Regions from separate parts of the Homo sapiens genome. Here region 1 is linked to region 2. Evidence: read pairs that join two places in POLR2A ChIA-PET (ENCODE). Cell type or tissue: PC-9. All regions are shown on one strand. Links, peaks and the distances in the headings refer to the core of each region. The heading gives the core; the rest is flanking DNA.

Region 1 (4,399 bases), core at 161-4,160, 50 kb after region 2:
AAAGTGCTATAACTAATCCAATAAATGACAAGAGCCTCCCGTCCTCAGTAATTCTCATTTAGGATGTGTTTCTTCTCTAATAGGTTTCCCTCCAAATGCTTTGTGTCATGAATTCGCTACAGCAAAAACCTTTAAGAATCTGAAATTCACTGGAGCTATCCTGCATTTGCAGCCCAGAAATTACTGGCTTTAGCAGTCTTTGCTCTCTCGGTTTAATCTGAACATAAATACAGATATTTGCTTCAACAGTCGCTAAAGGAAAATTATAACACTGTCAAAAAAACTTGGAGAAGCTGCCTGAAAATGGTGTTCATTTCCCTTTTCTTTCAGCATTCTTCTTTGTTAGCACAACTCAGAGGAGTGCACCAGTAGAGTTACTACCTTTCTTCTTTCAATGACGGGGAAAGCCACCACCATCTGCCACATTTTTTTTCTAAAAGCAAAACCCAAACAGAAAAGGTATTTGCTCTTAGCAAATAATCAAAACGCAGCAAATGGACTGTCCCAACATGGTTGCTTTGCGGGGGTCACCTCTTTGGTTGGCAGTGAAAACCGACTCCTGAAATAAAAAGAAAAATTCAAATGTGACAACCGGTCTTCAGATGTTATCACCTTCAACTCATAAGCACTGAAGGAGAGCTAACTACCTTGCACTTCTTGTCACCTTGGTGGGGCATTGCAGGTTCTGGGAAGAAACTGAGGCCACTGAGGCCTGCTTTCCGAGAAAGAGACCAAAGGCCAGAAATGGAGCTAACAGGAAATAAAGACATATGGTTGTTGTTTCTCCCCTCCCTTCCCTCTCTTCCCCTCCCCTCCTCTTCCCTCTCTTCCCCTCCCCTCCCCTCTCTTTCCCTCCCTCCCCTCTCTTCCCCTCCCCTCTCTTCCCTTCCCCTCCCCTCTCCTCCCGTCCCTCCCCTATCCCCTCCCTCCCCTCTCTTCCCTTTCCCTCCCCTCCCCTTCCTTCTTGCCTCCCCTCTCCTCCCCTCCCTCCCCTCTCTTCCGACTCCCTCCCCTCTCTTTCTCTCCCCTCCCCATCCCTTCCCTTTCCTTTTCTCTTTTCTTGTCTTTTCAAACTTTACATTCGATTCCACCTCTTTACAAGCTCCCATTAGCTTAAGGTCAGATAGAAGTTTGCATGCAAACATAGTAAAATAGGCTTCCATACAGCAAACAACTATCAAAAGGTCATGCTTTTTATTTTCACAGACGTAAAAGCCACCATCAACATTTGCAATGAGAGCAGTGAGATGTAACAGCAACAACTGCTACCAATAAACCTAATAATCGCAAAGATCGCACCTAGTTTGTACCGTGTTATATCCCGGTGCAAGACAGTGACTGCTATAAAGCAGGTGATTGTTAAGTATTTTTTGAATGGATGAATGAACGAAATGTAATTTTGAACACTTCCCCCCCTCTTCCCTTGGTACATATATATAGGTGCTATATTTCCTCTTGACACATCAGTGCCACCATCTTCTTCTAAGGCTGGGCGGTACATTTCCCTGATCTATTTGCCTCTGAGCCTACTGGTCAGAGCTTGGTTTAAGGGGAACCCAGGAGTGATTTGGTAGGCAGAAAGAAGCAGAAGACATCGACCCCTGGACACCATTCTGCCCGGGGGTGGCTTCACCGTCCTCTCCAGGAGCCTCCATGTGTGCTCATGGCAGCTTATGGAGCTTCTTCCTGAGGTCCTGCTTCTCTAGTGCTGCAAGAAGAGATCTGAAATCAACACCTTTGTCTGGAATCTTCCACTGAAGCCTTCAAAACCTCCGTCCCCCAACTCAACCCATATTTGTGTAAGATCTAACTCCTATATTCCTGTAAAACTTGTACTCTCTTTTTCTGACCAAATCCAAATTAATGCTTAAAGATTATATGGATATATAATCTTTATATATATATATGAGGCTTCATACATTGCATTTGAGTAAGATCTTGTCTCAAAAAAAAAAAAGTAGAGAGATATCTGGAGGTGAACTCCAGATATGGTCCAGAAACTCAAATATGGTACCAGGTATTTGTGTGTGTGTGTGTGTGTGTGTGTGTGTCTGTGTGTGTGTGTGTCTGTGTGTGTGTGTGTGTGTGTGTGTGTGTGTGTGTGTATTTGCTGCATAGTTTTTATTTTATCAAAGTCGCTTCCTTAAGAATTCTAACCATAAAATTCTTTCCTGGCTTCTGCTCCCTGGAATTAAATCTTGAGCAGTTTCTAAAAAGATAGTTGGAATTCGTATTGATTAAGGGGAAGAAAAGTACACTGGTGGTATATACCACAGGACAATCATTGGTAATAACCATGAATAATAGCTAGTGTATTACTCTAAATGTGTTTAGCTGCAAGTAGCTGACCAACTACTCAGCAAACATGTCCATGTTCTTTAAGGGTAGAGACATAAGGATTCTTGGCATTTATTTATTATGATATCTGGAGGTGGCCAGGCACAGTGGCTCACGCCTGTAATCCCAGCACTTTGGGAGGCCAAAGTTGGTGGATCATCTGAGCTCGGGAGTTCAAGACCAGCCTGGGCAACATGGTGAAACCCTGTCTCTACTAAAAATACAAAAATTATCTGGGCATGGTGGCACACACCTGTAGTCCCAGCTACTTAGGGGGCTGAGGTGGGAGGTTTGCTTGAGCCCGGGAGGCAGAGGTTGCAGTGAGCTGAGATTGTGCCACTGCACTCCAGCCTGGGCGACACAGTGAGATCCTGTCTCAAAAAAAAAAAAAAAAAAAAATAGAGAGATATCTGGAGGTGGAGGTGAACTCTACATTGGTCCAGAAACTCAAATATGGTACCAGGGTTCCAGGCTCTTTCTGTCCTCCTGTACTCTAACCTCTGCACAGTGGTTTACTTAGAAGGTATGTACCTCATGGTAACATGATGGCTGCCACAGCACCAGACATCAGCTCTTTACACTGTGGCTCTAAATGTGGTAAAAGAAGAGGCTTCATACATTGCATTTGATTTTATCATGGAAAAAAACAATCTTCCAAGAATTCCCAGTGGGTCTCTCTTTGTCTCTCAGTGGCTAGAACTGGGACCCATGCCCCATCCCTAGCCCAAGCCTTGGCCCAGGGCAATAAAATGCCATTAGTGTTTTCGATTGCTCATGACAGCTTCCCTGGGACTGCCCATCCCCATGTGCATCTGGTAATGTCAGAAACAAAGTGGGGGATGTGTACTTCTGAAGCTTCACATGGCAAGCCAGATGGTTTTCAGTGTGGTGTAACTGAAACTTAAATAACACGTAAGAGCACAGTAATGAAGTGGTTCCTTTCAGATACACAGTGGGCTTTTCTGATTACCTTGAGTAGGAAGGCTCAGTCTGTTGTTGCTTCTGTGTCTGTAACATCAATCTGACACTTACTAACCTTTCTTTTTACCAAGAGGAAGCAGGACTCAGCCTCAAAGCAGTAAGCAGACAGAGAATCTAAGCAAAATGTTTTGCCTTTTTTACATTTATTCTATAATTGTCTTCTACTTACAGTAAGTGATCGCGGTTTTCCATTTGTAGTGCAGCTGTCATTTCCTTTTAAAATATATGTATCAGAGTTAAATAGGCATGTTTAAAGATAATTTTAAGTAAATAACATAAATATCATTATATATTATACTGTGGTAAATACTGCATTATGGCAAATATGACAAAAGTCATGAGCAGTGCATAAAATGCTGAAGATTAGTCAATTTTATCTTTAGGAAGAGTGAGAAAGAAAGTGTGAGAACAACAGGAACTTCCAGAATTCCCTAGAACCTACATGAGAAACATGAACACTGCATCTAGGTTAATTTCTCAGGAAAAATAATGTATGGAAATCTAAGCTCTTTGCATGGAGTTTCTTCTCTGTGACACCACCCTGTTAGTCTGACGAAAATCCACAAGAAAATCCCCAGTCGTAATAAATGTGCTTGTTAAAAGATATGTATTATTTCATCATTCTTTAAATGCTGTGTTGGCATTTCTCATTGGCATTCTAACTGGTGGTTGTTGCCACAATTACTTTTATTTCTGAAAATAAGCTGAGATATCCAAGGTCATGATTAACAATGTACTGATTCCTTGACTTTAAATTTCGTACTAAAATGACAGAGGAGTCCACAATCGTCTGTGTGTGTGTGTGTGTGTGTGTGTCATAGTGACTAAACCTCCATTGAACTAATTTATGCTAGGTAGCAGCAATACCCTCTAAAACTCTCTGTTTTGGTCTAAATAGTTCACATGTGCTCAGTGTTACTAAAAAATGTCAGTTCTGTTCACTGTATTATAAATGTGTTTGCCAAAATGTGGATCTTCCCCGTGGGGTATGTGCAGTGTGATTTTAGGTGGTCCCAGACAAAATGTTAGAACACAGAATCACAGAGTGATATGGTTTGGCTCTGTGTCCCCACCCAAATCT
Region 2 (4,399 bases), core at 195-4,194:
CCTTAAGTACCAAGTGCCATAAATGCATCTGGGTCCACAGAGCAAGGCAGGCATGGGATGCTCAGGAAAGAAGCACAGGGTTTCTCTAAAGTTAGCTCAGGACTTAACTGTTCACAAGGAGGATGTGGTTAAGGCTTAAATGTCCAGAGAGAAGAGGATGATAGAGCACGCCTTGCACATAGCAACTGGCAGGATAGCCTTGTAGGAAGTCATCTCTCTGTGAGGCTGGACATCTGGATTCCATGAGAAACCTGTGCTCGCCTCCACCACACAGCACTTGCCTTTGCCAACAGAATACCCCATCCATAGGTCTCACAACTGTCACTGCTCTGAAGCCACTCCACCTTGATGGTGACAAGGAGCTGAGGGGTTTTACAAGCCAAATAAGCATTATGGGGTAGGACCCCAAATCAGAGAGAGCCAGCTTGAACCCTGGGCTGCAGAAATTTTCAAAATAACTGGAGTTCTATGAAGTGAGTTTGAAGAGGAGGAATTGCCTTATGGAAAAACCTCCATCAACAATGCTAGTCGAATGCTGTGTGTGGTCATCACACTAGAAACTCCAAGGAGACTCTCTCCTGGAATCCTGAGGTATTACTTATGATCCTCATAGCCACAAAACTCATTTTGTGAGTTCCTGCTCGTCCAGGAAGATGCTGGTACATCTACATCAATAAGGTAGACGCTGAACATCTACATCTATAAGGTAGATTGAATACCGGAAATGAGGCACTGGAAATGATACTAGTGCAATTGAGACACTGAATTTGTAACTTTAATTAAATAAAATTTAAATTTGAAAACTGACAGTATAAGTTTTATGGGAGGGGAATGAGACTCTCTCTCTCGATCAGAGGAGCGGGGTGAGCATACATGGCAGGAGGAGAGGTTGGAGCTGCCTTTGAGGATGACCCACCACAGTGGGATTCCCCTAAACACATGTTGATTGACTCTTCTCAAAACGTCCACAGATTGCATAATGCTCTTCCAGAAACTCACAAAAGCATATAACAAGAGAAAAGGTGAGTTCACTTTAGCTAGGAGGTGCTGACACCAGGTCTTTACTGTGCAGGTGAGGTAAGACATGTTCTGCTCATTCACCTCCTTTTCTCTCCTCTTATCCAATTTTATAGGAAGGGGACATGGAGAAGGAATGAGAAAGAGAAAAACTTACCATGCTTTCAATTTTAGCAGCAGTGTTCTAATTCAACAAGGGCCTGAAATGGAAAAAAAAGAAACATTAAATTGAATGAAAAGGCAGAATTTTGATATTATACTGCACAAGACTCCAATTACTACAATGAGATATTTTATGTAATAAAAAGAATCAGCAAGACTCTGAACTGTGCCTGTGATTTTATCCAAGAACAGAACAGAACAAGTCAAGAGATCTGGTTTTTGAATTAATTTTCAATTAGAATATAACTTACATATGGTGACATTTATTGTTTTGTTTGGTTCTACAAAATTTGACAAATTTGATATATTTTGCAGAACCATACATTAAAACAGCAAATTTCACCATATGTAAATTAACCACTTCTACAAAGACATGGGGTTAGTTTAATCCCTCCAAAACCTCCCTCATCCCCCGTAGTAATCTAACCCACACTCTACTCCACCTCCTGACAACCACGAATCTATTTCCTGTTCTGATAGTTTTGCCTTTTGCAGTGAAGTCACACAGTATTTGACCTTTTGAGTTTGGTTTATTTCACTTAGGAGTGTGTGTTTAATTGTCTATGTAGAAAATCCCAAGAAATGTACAAAAAAAAAAGATGAAAACTAATAAGTGAGTTCAGCAAGGTGGCAGAATACAAGATCACCATACATACAAGATCACCATACACAAATCAGTGTGGAATAAATTATCTCGGTCAGAGTTGGGCAAACTATGGCCTAGGGGAGCTGCTTATTTTTACAAATAGAGTTTTTATTAGAACAGAGCCACAGTCATTCATTTACATATTTTATAGGTTGCTTTGTTGTTACAAGAGCAGAGTTGAGTATTCGTAATAGAGACCATAACATATTTACTCTCTGGTTCTTTACGGAAAAAGTTTTCTAAACTTTTCTAGATAATAAGCATTTAGGCATTAGAATTAACTGGGAAATATAATACTTAACACAGGTTTTTGTAAAGATTCAATGACATAATATATGGGAAATGTAATTATAATGTAAACAACATATACGTGCCTATTAATGTAATTCAGCATATAGACTGCAGAAAGCTTATTTATCTATTGTTTTTAAAATATGGAATAAAAAAAACCATACTCTACCATAAAACCATACTTACAGAGCTACCAGATCTGCAAATTTAGAATTTTGTTCTGATTTTTTAAAATGGCACCAAGACAGTATCAATTTGATTTTAAAACTGTGTATAGTATTTTCCCATGCAAATTAAGTTTTCAAAACCTACTATTAAGTGACCGCTCTGTGATTTTAGTATACTTGCTCTGTCTTTTACATAAACAAACGGTTTTCATCTTTCTTCCATGGATCCTTCAATTCCACAGAGGTTCAATTATATGTAGGGAGTGACCTAGCAGTCCTGGGAATTAGAACATGGGCATCTTTGATAGGCCATTGTTTAGCCTACCATGGTGGACACTCCCAGGGTTGACTTGGAAATTCCTGGAGGTCTTTTTCCATCCTCTCCTGCCTTCTTTAGCTTATTTAAGGCTTAGTCGTTCATGGTCCCTAGGTGGCTGCCTCTGATTCAGGCACCATCATGTGGTCCCCAGAAAGCAGGACAGAATGTGAGCGCAGTTGAAGGTCTTTACCAAGTGTGACTACTTTCTATGTGTCAAGGAGAAAAATATTTCCAGTGCTTTAAGACGTCCCACCTGTCTCATTGTCTATAAATGGGTCATGTGCTTGTGCCTAGACCAATTACACAGGAGACAAATTTGTCATGAGTGGCTTAGGTTTGACTTCGTTTATCTCCTGGAGCTGGGAACATGGGCAGCCGTGTCGAATCAGGGTCCTTGTCATAGAAGGAAGAGGGAGAGTGCCTGTTGAAGAGACAATAAACAGTGAAAAGCACAGGAGGCCAATAGATTTGAAGACTTTTCAGCTCTAGTTTGCTGGCACTTGAGGTGAGAAAGGAAAAAGTAGAAAAATATCCTTTTTAAATAAACATAAATTAAGTCCAAAACTGACTTTGCCCTCAGAAACTACACTGCAGTTAAGAATAATTGCTAGGCCAGACACTGTGGCTCACATCTGCAGTCCCAGAACTTTGAGAGGCTAAAGTGGGTGAATCACTTGAACCCAGGAGTTTGAGACCAGCCTGGGTAACATAGCAAGACCCCATCTCTACAAAAATACCAAAATTAGCTGGGCGTAGTGGTACACACTAATAGTTCCGGCTACTGAGGAGGCTGCGGTGGGAGGATCACTTGAGCACAGGAGGTGGAGACTGCAGCGAGCAGAGATCGCACCACTGCACTCCAGCCTGGGCCACACAGTGAGACCCTATCTCAAAAAAAAAAAACAAAAAAACTGCTTTTTATGCGTTTTAAAACTGTACCCCTATTTTTCCTAGAGGTTAATTATCCTCATTTTATCTTGCCAGAAGGATAGAGCTCTTCATCTCTGTTAGAAACGACCATCAAAAAGATACATCAATTCATTAGAATCAAAAGGTAGGCTTTTTTAAGTGTTAAATGACAGGAACATCGTTGTTAAGGTTTGCTTCTAAAGCACGGATCCTTTCAAGGTGACCTAGGAAATCTGAGCAAGGTGGGTGAGGAGGAAATTATTTTATGTTAGAAATAGTTACTTCATTGTTACCTCTTTTGAGTTTTCTAGGTCTTTTAAAATCTGATCATTTAATGACAAGTCATATTTCACAGTCATTAAAAAAAGTTTCAGGTGGCCGTTTCCAATTGGAAAACTGGCTGGGCACTGTGGCTCATGCCTGTCATCCCAACATTTTGGGAGGCCGAGGTCGTTGGATCACTTGAGGTCAGGGGTTGGAGACCAGCCTGGTCAATATGGTGAAACCCCGTTTCTACTAAAAATACAAAAATTAGCCAGGCATGGTGGTGGGCACCTGTAATCCCAGCTACGCAGGGGGCTGAGGCAGGAGAATCACTTGAATCCAGGAGGTGGAGGTTGCAGTGAGTCGAGATCGTGCCACTGCACTCCAGCCTGGGAGACAGACGGAAATTCTATCTGAAAACAAAAACAAATTGGAATAATATCTAAAGTTATAAATTTGGCAACTTAACAACTATATCCTTTAAAGTAGAACCATGCAAAATTCATGTATCATGGCAGTCATAATCGTGTGAAAACAACATCCACATATTATGCAGGTGCATCACAAATGGACACGCCCTGTAATTTATTCCTTCTGAACCAAGTCCATCTGAGTTCATCCTGG

The links. ChIA-PET counts read pairs that join two places held together with the same protein. Peaks named below come from ENCODE experiments on the same cell type or tissue, not always from the same donor. Only the 100,000 strongest peaks of a DNase experiment are listed, where the experiment ranks them.
Region 1: POLR2A ChIA-PET joins it to region 2 with 5 read pairs; 3 of 35 experiments call an interaction of 5 or more read pairs at or near these places.

What each region holds. Positions count from the first base shown.
Region 1 is chr12:126,354,386-126,358,784 of GRCh38, reverse strand. LOC105379613 (a long non-coding RNA gene) reads right to left here. Exons shown (of 3, transcript XR_001749379.1): 2 at 3,488-3,531; 3 at 1,058-1,708. LOC101927531 (a long non-coding RNA gene) reads right to left here and starts at 766. Exons shown (of 3, transcript NR_187677.1): 1 at 648-766; 2 at 1-559. In PC-9, for the core only: no CTCF peak of the experiment used is centred there; no DNase peak of the experiment used is centred there.
Region 2 is chr12:126,404,716-126,409,114 of GRCh38, reverse strand. It overlaps LINC02825 (long intergenic non-protein coding RNA 2825), which reads left to right. Exons shown (of 4, transcript NR_147498.1): 3 at 3,587-3,656. It overlaps LOC124903048 (a long non-coding RNA gene), which reads right to left and starts at 4,188. Exons shown (of 2, transcript XR_007063515.1): 1 at 4,067-4,188; 2 at 1,690-3,023. In PC-9, for the core only: no CTCF peak of the experiment used is centred there; no DNase peak of the experiment used is centred there; H3K27ac peaks cover 1,120 bases.